Regions from separate parts of the Homo sapiens genome. Here region 1 is linked to region 2. The links are chromatin contacts, found by Hi-C or POLR2A ChIA-PET in ENCODE. All regions are on one chromosome and are shown on one strand. Each heading gives the region's core, a stretch centred on a gene start or an enhancer-like site at or near the end of the contact. The rest is flanking DNA. Distances are from core to core; before and after follow the strand shown.

The links. A loop is a pair of places that touch in the nucleus more often than their neighbours do. ChIA-PET counts read pairs that join two places held with the same protein, here RNA polymerase II (POLR2A). Pooled maps may share reads with other maps.
Region 1: a loop to region 2 is called in a pooled map, with 2.1 times the contacts of the local background. The contact joins two enhancer-like sites. A Hi-C loop is called at or near these places in 4 of 168 maps with a recorded cell type or tissue (astrocyte of the cerebellum, heart right ventricle, pancreas and 1 more), 4 of 37 single-sample maps with no recorded cell type and 8 of 50 pooled maps. POLR2A ChIA-PET finds 5 or more read pairs at or near these places in 9 of 52 experiments (A673, BJ, H1 and 6 more).

The regions. Positions count from the first base shown.
Region 1 is chr11:64,055,503-64,060,115 of GRCh38, forward strand. The region is part of intron 3 of MACROD1 (mono-ADP ribosylhydrolase 1); the gene reads right to left. The region is part of intron 1 of FLRT1 (fibronectin leucine rich transmembrane protein 1); the gene reads left to right. Among named protein-coding and RNA genes, the nearest start is that of FLRT1, 22 kb to the left of the region's middle. RefSeq lists a silencer at 3,388-3,570 and an enhancer at 3,508-4,226. Within about 2 kb of position 2,520, at least 3 of the 41 ENCODE cell types and tissues checked have a DNase peak (open chromatin) inside an H3K27ac peak, as active enhancers do.
Region 2 is chr11:64,016,802-64,021,355 of GRCh38, forward strand. All of the region lies in intron 3 of MACROD1 (mono-ADP ribosylhydrolase 1), which reads right to left. Among named protein-coding and RNA genes, the nearest start is that of FLRT1, 17 kb to the right of the region's middle. Within about 2 kb of position 2,455, at least 3 of the 41 ENCODE cell types and tissues checked have a DNase peak (open chromatin) inside an H3K27ac peak, as active enhancers do.

The sequences.
Region 1 (4,613 bases), core at 1,270-3,769, 39 kb after region 2:
CCATTAGGGGGCTAAAGAGGAGCGGGGGAACCTTTCACTGGTGTCCTTTCCAGCACGGAGCACAAGGGGACTTTCTCTGTCCCTCCACGAGGCAGCCAGCCCAGCAGAGGCAGGGACATCATCTTTTGCTTCTATTCCCCGGGGCCTGCATGTTAGACCAGGAATAAATAGCCTGGATGGATGGATGGGTGGACAGATGGATGGATGGATGGATGATGGGCCATGGGAGGGAGTGGCAGGGGGATTCCCTGCTCCTCTGCACTGCCTCAGTTTCCCCTTTCATACAGAGGATGCTGGTTTGTGGGATTCAGCCTCTTTCTGGGTACCATTCTTAGCACCAGGCCAGGCCGGTGACTCTTGGGTCTGCTATTGTCCTTCCAGGGCTTTTGGCAGGCAGGGCACAGCAGGTGAGGGACAGATGCCATGCTGCCTGCAGCCGACAGCCGTATCAGCACCCGGGGAGCTCCTGGGAGGGACGCGCTGTCGGTCCTCTGGGCCTCAGGCCTCCTGTCCACAGAATGGGAGCACAGTTTGTCCTCCCTGTGGGCCAGGGTTGGCAGGAGGCTGTATTCAGACAGGAGGAGGAAGGGAGCTTGGAGTCTGCTCCACCCCCGGCAATAAGCAGCCCCGGCAGTTGGGACCCCCGCCCACTTTGCTCCCATCTTTTGGGCTGTGCAGGCAAAAATGCCTGGGTGTCTTTGCCCATTTGGCTTCCCTGGAGGAGCTGCAGCAGGTGGGCCCATGGGAGAGGCTGAGGGAGCTAGGCCTCAGCCTGTCTCCAGGGTCCCTGCTGCAGCCCCTACACGTTTTGCTTCCTGCTCCTCCCGCTACCCCGCCACTCCCCGCCCAGGCTCTGCTTCAGTGCCAGAATGAACAGGCCCCCTCTCCTAGTGGAAATTTACACCCACAGCCCAACCAGGCTGCCTGAGGGGAGGAGGGTGGGGAGGAAGGGGGAGCAGCTGCGGGAACAGGAGGCTGTACTAGAGAGAAGACAGACGGACGGAGAGACGGAGCCTGGGTCTCCATCTGTAGGCAACAGCCGGGGGCCTGGCCCAAACCTCATGCCCCAAAGGCTGCGGCCAGGGTGGCCAGCCCTGAGTCCGGATGGCAGCAGCCAGGGCTGGTTGTGATGGAGAAACATGGCCGACAGGTCACAGGGGACAGGCACCACCCGGGGCTGTGCCCACCAGCAGCACTCATAGGGGACAGCAGAGAACCCGGCAGGGGTGTGAGGCCCATCCTGGGGACCCCTTGGTGTGGGATGGGGTAGTGCGAACCCTGGGCTGAAGGAAGGGTTCTGGCTGGTGCAAGGCCTGTCCCACCCCCTGGGATGACCTCCACTCTGCCTTCTAAACTCATCTACACTCCCTAGACCCAAGGTACCAGGGTCGGAGCTGGTCTGCACCCATCGGGCTGACACTGCCACAGGACAGCCCCTCCTTTGCTCCCAGCTTCCCCACCCAGCCCGGGTACAGCCTTGGCCCTTCCTTTCAGCTTCTGCGCCCGTGTCACCCCCCTAAGCAAGCCTGCCCTGGGCTCCCAGGCTCCAGGCCTCCCTGCAGGCCAGCCTGCGTCGCACCAGCTCTCACGAAACAGGGCTTCCTGTGTGTTCATCGGCTCCCTAAGTGCTTGCTGGACCCGGGTGCCCCTGTGCCACTTTAGGCCACAGCCAGCCCCGTGTTTATAAGGCTGGGAGAAAGGGCAGCCTCTGGGACCAGCTTGGCTGGGGGCTGAACGTAGGGGACGGGACAGCCCATTGGTGGTTCCTCCCTGCAGACTGAGAGCAGGTGGGGTCCCTCTGCTCAGGCCGCAGGGACCCCTCATCCACCCTGTATGTGCACAGCTCTTGCTCGGTGAACAGTTTCACCTACCAAGGCAGATTTAAAACCTCATGGGGAGTGACCCACATGGTGCCAGCTCATGCCAGTTCTGAGGACAGAGAGAGGCCAGACCCAGTCCCTCCCCTCAGGAAGCCCCAGCCAGCCAGGAAGGCTGGCGTGGAGGCAAGCCCAGCTCTCCAGGCCAAACAGCTGCCACGCCCATTTTACAGATGAGAGAGGGGCTGGCATCCTGAGGCCATCTGGCTGGTCACTGCCCGAGCAGGACCTACACCCAAGGGCCTGGACCCCTTGAAGATCAAGGTCAGGAGAGGGGGCTACAGGGTCCCCAGGGTGTCTGCTCCCCCACTCTATCTGTACCCAGACCTGAGGGAGACCTTCCCACAAAGGGGTGCCTGACATGGCCCAGGAGGAGGAAGGGGACAGCCACTTGTTGAGCGCTTACTCTGTACTTGGTGCTGGGCATGTTCGCGGGTCCAGCAGGCAGCAGCACCCCTTTCCACTTTACAGTTGTGGAAACCGAGGCACGAATTCGTGAGGTCACAGGATTTGAACTCATGTGGGTGCAACCCCAAAGCCAGTTTTCTTTCCACTGTGCCACCCCTGGGCTCCCAAGACAACGCTGCCACTGCCACCCCACCTTGTGCTCAGCCTCCTGGGACAGCTGGCCTGCCACCATCTGTGAGCCACTGAGTAATGCGCAATGTAATCTGCGACACTGGGCTGCGCTAGGAACAATTGCGAACCCATTACAGGCCTATTTTCCTAATCCATGACACCTTACTGCAGCCCCCAGCGACTGTGTTTCTGGGATAGACGGTGGAATGCTGTCCACCCACGAAATGACTAATCCTCTCTTTCTGGGGCTGGTAGAGAGGTGGGCATCTGAGCAGGGTAACCTGCTCCTGCCCCGAGGGTGCTCTCGGATGAGCAGTTGGGGACTACTGTCGGCTCTGCTGTGCTCCTTGGTGCCCATCTCAGCCCCCATCCGAAGGCTGACGCTTAGAGGAGGCAGCCCAGGCAGGGCTTAGTCTGGACAGTCACCTGCAGGTGAGGAGGGCTTGGGGGGGGGTCCTCCCCTGTATGCCAGGCCTGACGAGGGGGCACCTGTAGCTGCCACCTGGGTGGGCGAAGAGCAGGTCAGGCCTTTTCCCAGGCAGCTGCCTCATGCCTTTTGGAAGGGGCAGCAGATGCCCAGGCCTGGGAGATGCCACGAGGACACTGAAGAGGGGGTGGTGGAGGAGCCGGCAGCTGCCGGGTGCAGCGGGCACGGCCCTGTAATTGGGCAGCCTGTTCCCAGATAAGGCCCATGACACTGAACAGCTTCCCGCTCCACGCCGGCTGCAACCGCTCATTTCCTGCTCCCTGGCCAGCGATGCCAATTACCTCGCCTCCTGCTTGCCAGCGGCAGCTTCTAGGGTGGCCAGACGATTCCTCTGTCATCGGCCAGGGCCTGGATCCTCTCTGACGGGTGGGAGGGCGTGAAGAGGGCAGCCGGCAAGGGGGGGTAGGACCAGTGATAGGGGAGCTTCCATCTTCACTCTGGCCTGGGCCACACCCAGGCACAGCTGGAGGTGGGGGTGAGTGACACATGGACCCAGGCTACCGTGGGAGGGCTCCATTTCCCCCTCTGCCCCTACCTTCAAAACAGGGGCTCACTGTCTACTGGATGGGCTGAGGAGTGCCTGATGCTCTTTGGATGGAGTGAGGATGGGCACCCAATTTGCACTGGGGGAAACTGAGGCTCACATGGAAATTTGACCAGTGCTGAAAGGACGGAACAGCCCCTGGTCCTTCTCTTCCTCTTCTGTGTTTCCCCCAGAGGACAGACTTGGGGAGCAGTAGGAGGGGCAGCCTGTCTAAAGGGGGCAAAGGCTGGCTCCAGATTCCTCTTGCCGAGCGGGGAAAGGGGAGAAGCAGGTGAGAGGTGCCGCCCTGTGAAGAGGGTCTTGCGGGTCCTGGCTCCACTGAAGGTGGATGCGTGTAGCCACCGACATGGGAGGCGTTGCGGGCTTATCCCAAGAGGCTCGCAGCCCAGCAGGCTGCCCTGCTCCCTGTAGTGGGGGTGGGAAGAGATGTCCCCCCAGGGTTGGAGGCTGGACAGGGAAGCGTGGGCCCACCTGTTCTGAGAGGGCATCCCATGCCCTTCCACAGGCTGACCCTGGGTACCCAGGCCCCCCAGGCCATCCCTGCCTGCAGGGTACTTCCACCCTCATCTGGGGAACAGGCATCTCAGAGGCTGGAAGGTGTGTGTGCCTCCGCAGGGGTCTCGGGGTACCTGGACTCTTGGATGGATGGTGGGCCAGAAAAGTCCAGCCCTGCAGTGGTGCAGATGGGGAAACTGAGGCCTAGGCACAGAGAGGGGCAGGTCACTCAGCTACTCCCAGCTGAGGCAAACGCAGGCCTTCCCCTCTGAGTCCGGGTCTATTCCCTCTCCTGAGTTTCTCAGTTAATCATTTTGGGTCTTCCAAGGGTCCTGACCCCGAGAGGCCCGCCCCTAGGCGCTGATTGGTTGCTACTGATCCAATAGGGTCCAGCCCTTGAAGGCCGAGGAGGCGAGGCGAGGCTGGCAACCGCGACCTCCTGAGCAGCTGGGGCGCTTGGGGGATGTTGGGGGGCCGGGGCACCCTGTGGTACTGAGGGCCGGGAAGGGCGGTGCGGGACGTCCAGGGGCCCCCCTCCCACACGGCAGGGGGGAATGGCGAACAACTCCCTAAGGGGCAACTAACAGACCAATTAAGCTGCCAATAAAAAATTTAATCAAGTAATAATGCA
Region 2 (4,554 bases), core at 1,205-3,704:
CCAGCGAGGCAGTGGGAGCATGAGCCGAAGCCGGAGCTGGAGCTGGAGGGAGAGCAGGACACGGACCACAATGGGGTGCCCAGGCTGGCCCAGGACAGGCTGCAGAGGGGCGGGCCCCCCAGTGACTCTGGGTGGGGCCTGTGCCCACAAATGCACATTTCTTTCTTTCTTTCTTTCTTTCTTTTTGAGATGGAGTCTGGCTCTGTGGCCCAGGCTGGAGTGCAGTGGCACCATCTCGGCTCGCTGCAACCTCCACCTCCCAGGTTCAAGTGATTCTCCTGCCTCAGCCTCCTGAGTAGCTGGGACTACAGGCATGCGCCACCACACCCGGCTAATTTTTTGTATTTTTGGTAGAGACTGGTTTTCACCATGTTGGTCAAGCTGGTATCGTACTCCTGACCTCAAGTGATCCACCCGCCACGGCCTCCCAAAGTGCTGGGATTACAGGTGTGAGCCACCGCGCCTGGGCATGAATGTACATTTCTGCTGACCAAGACTATTTGCTGGGTGTAGACGGGGTGCTGGGCACAGATGGGCCCATTTATTATCATAACAAAGCCACAAGGGAGGTGCGATGGTTCCCATTTTACAGAGAAGGAGACTGAGGCTTAGGGAGCTTCAGTCATGGGGTGGCAGCAGCAGAATTGGAAGAGTCTGTCTGACTCCAAAGCCAAGCCACGAAGCCAGCTGACCCCAGGGACACTGTCTGAGGGTCGGTCAGAGGGACTGCCTTTCCCTGGCCAGGGGTGGGGCTTGCCTTCTCGAAACCAGGCAGAGTACCCCGCAAGCCCCAGATGCAGCCTCCACCCACTCCCCACCCCAGCAGGTCCAGCTGCAGAGGCGAGGGCTGGGCATCTGGGCAGTGCCACCCCAGAGCCAGCGAGGGAGGAGGGGGCATCTCAGGTCTCGGTCCAGCTCCAGGCCCCTTGGCCTGGGCAGTCCTGGCAGCGGTCGGCAGCTGCCCTCCTCGGGACCCCCCCACCTCCCCCCATCACCTCTCTCTCTTAATTAACACCGGCCACAAATGAGCTGGCTCCTGCTCAAAGAGGGCACTGTGCCAAATAGGTTGGCAGCGAGCCTCGAAGGGGTGGTAGGGGAGGGTTGCTGACCTGCTGTTCTGCAGTCCCCTGTGGGAAGGTGATGCCATTCCCCTGCCCACCTGGCGCCCCCAAACTCCACTGTGTGTGGCCTGCACTGCACCCGGCAAGGTGAGTGGGGTGAACTGACCTGACGCCAACCCGGCCAGAGCCTGAGGAGGGGGTGAGCTGGGGGCAGAGGGAAGACTTTGCTGGGTGGAGCTGGGGGAGGCCAGGCCAGGAGATGGGATTTGCCACAGGCAGGAGAGTGGCTGCGGCCCAGTGCTGGGGGCTCAGACTTGGATGCACGGAGGACCTGGTCCCAGGCCACCCACGCACAGTGGGTGCCCCGGGAGGCCAGTCTACTGTGCCCCCTTCTCTAGCCCCCTGTGCCTGACGTCCCACGGGTGGGGGGGCTCTGGGGGTCAGGTGGCCAACCTGGTGGCTGGGACCCAGTTCCTCAGCTCCTCCTTTCCCTGGGCCCCCGTTCTGGCCCCTGGGCCTCGACACCAAGCCACATGGTTCCCCCATAAAGCTGCCTCCAAGGCCGGAGAGCTGGGCCAGGCTGTGCAGGGGAATGGCCCGGAGGCTTGCAGAGAAGAGCCTAGGGAGGCTGTGCCAGCCAATGCCAACAGACAGGCTTCTGGGTGTGGCCACCCAGCCCGCCCAGCCCAGGGCAGGGCCTCTCAGGTCTCCCTGCTCCTCAGGCCTCCGTGCACCCCAACATCTTGGCCTGTGGCCGGCCCTTTTCACCTCAGCTAGTTCCTGGCCACCGGCTTGAGCCTCTAAGTCCCCTCTCTACTGCACCACCCCCCTCAGTTTGCTGGGAGGCTCTGGTCCTTACACAACAAGTCATCAACCCAGTTTCCAGAGGAGGAAACTGAGGCTCACAGAGTACCCGGGGACTGGGGGAGATGCAGGTGGGCCCAGGAGCACTGGTTGTCACAGCTCCTTTTCTTGACCCCCAACATGCCCACCTCAAAGGGCTCTTCTTGCTGAAGGCGTGGTGGCTTCAGGCGGGCAGTGGCTGTGTGAGGTGGGGGATGGGCACTGGACTGCGAGTCCAAGCTGGGGCTCATGATCCAGCCCCACCCAAGGGACCCAGACCTGCTCCCAGCAAACAGGGGCCTTTGAACGCCATGTGGGGCTGAGTGGGGGACCCGAGCCTGGACCTGGGAGCTTGGAGCGGCACAGTTCGCTTTGGCTCTGGGTGGGGGCGGGGCCTCCCGGCAGCAAGCACACCCTGGAGGCTGTGGAGTGCCCTAGTCTGTGGTCTGCTCTTGGAGTCACCTGTAGGCCCCCACTGCAGGCCGAGGTGGCCCGGCCCCATCGGGTTCCCCCCGCCCGAGGACATGCCTGCGCCATGCTCCCTGGGACTTGATTAACTGGCTCTGAGCCCGGTGCTGCGCCTGTGACCTTGGGGTGGCACCCCTCAATGCCAGTCACTGCCAAGTCCTCTGTCCGCTGCTGGCGGTCCCTGGGGACTGGGGGCCTGGAAACCTCAGTCTCCGACTCCCACACACCCCTCCTCCCGGCCCTCCTCTGCCCCAGCACTTGCTGTCCCTGAGGGCAGGTGCAGTAGCTCCCCAGTTTGTGCCCCTGCTCCCAGCCTAGTTAGAGGCTAGCAGGTGGCCGCTGTCCAGCGAAAGGGAGAGGGCCAGACCTGAGTGCTCAGAAACGACAGGTCACAGGAGGCCCGAGGCACAGGTGGCACCCGGCCCCTCCTCCATGCTCCACACAAAACATTTGAATTCAGTGCCAGTTGGGTGCCAGGGTTGTGCTGGGCAGCAGGCACAGAGAAAAGAACAGTATGGAGTCCCTGGGCCTTGGAAGCTTCCAGTCCTGACCGGAGGGGTAGCTGGGAGCAGGCTTGAGAGCTGCCCCGGGCGTGCTAAATGCTGTGGCGAGGGGAATGGGGGCGTGTGGGATCTACTGAAGTCTGCAGACTGGGAAGGCTTCTCGGAGGAGGTGGCATTTGAGCTGAGGCTTGAAGGATAAGAAGGAAAGGCATGGAGGGAGGGGCACGGGGACGTGCATGATGAGGGCACCCTACCAGCCAACACCTCACTGAGAGGGCAGCGCCAGCCTCCTAGGGCCCAGGCAGGGCCAGCCTCCCTGCTGGGCACAGTAGACACGTGCTTAGGGCCCATGACACTTTTAGGGGCCCACAAAGATGTTGCAGTTCTTTTAAAATCAGAAGAAAACAATGAACTTTTAGGTCAAAGACAATGTTATCAGATATAATATTAATACATTTGTCTTGATGCTAACCAAGTCATAAAATATAATTTAAGATATGTTTTATGGAGGAAAGGGACCAACAAGGTGGAATGCCTGGGCCCAGGCTGGGTAAGCTTGGTGCATGCACAGCTCATTTAATCCTTTCCCTGTCTGGAAGACGTGTTTACAGACCTGTTTTACAGATGAGGACGCTGAGACACGGAAAGTGATCCTCTCACAATGTACATTTGGAGAGGAGGTAAAATCTCCTATTTTGCCCCAGCTGCCCTATGAAAACCCTCCCAGTAGGGAACCCTGGGGGACTTGGGAGCCTTAGTGAGAAATGAGAAATCCCTTTGCTCTTAGGATAAAGACTGGCTCCTTGCAGACCCCCAGGCCCCATCGACCATCTCCTCCCCTTCTCCTCTCCCTCTGCCGTACATATGGTCCTCAAACTTGCCCCATGCTCTCCAGCCCCAGACCCTTTTCATAGACTCTGCCATGGCCCCTCTGCCTGGAGGAGACCCTCATCATCTGCCACCTCCTCAGGTCTCCTGGCCCCCGGTGATGCTCTCCTGGGGGGGCCATGAATCACTATCACTGCCTCCAGAATCCCCTCCCAGGTGCCTATCTTTTTTTTGGAAATGAAGTCTCACTGTCGCTCAGGCTGGAGTGCTGTGGTTCGATCTCGGTTCACTGCAACCACTGCCTCCAGGGTTCAAGTGATTCTCCCACTTCAGCCTCCTGAGTAGCTGAAAGTCTAGGTGCGAGCCACCATGCCTGGCTAATTTTTTTTATTTTTAGAGACGGGGTTTCACCATGTTGGCCAGGCTGGTCTCGAACTCCTGAGCTCAGGTGATCCACCCACCTCGGTCTCCCAAAGCGCTAGGATTACAGGTGTGAGTCACGGCGCCCGGCCCCCAGGTGCTTATCTTGATACCCCCACTCCTGCCCTCGGGTGTCTCCCTCATGGTTCTTCCCCGGCTCTCAGCACAGCGCCTGGCTCACAGCAGGTGCCCACTAATGAGTTCCTGAAGGAGCCCGTGGACATTACAGATGGTGCCCAGAGTCACTCAGCTGGATTTAAGCTGGGTCTGCCTGCCTGACTCCCAAGCTCCAGCTCTCTACCATGGGCCATGCAGGGGAGCCCACCCTGGGGCCCTTGGGAGGCAGGACCTGGGCCGGGAGCTGTGTAGGCGACAGGGGCTGCTCCAAGGGCAGTGGCAGGAGGCCAGAGCCACGAAGGTGCTCAGGTGCA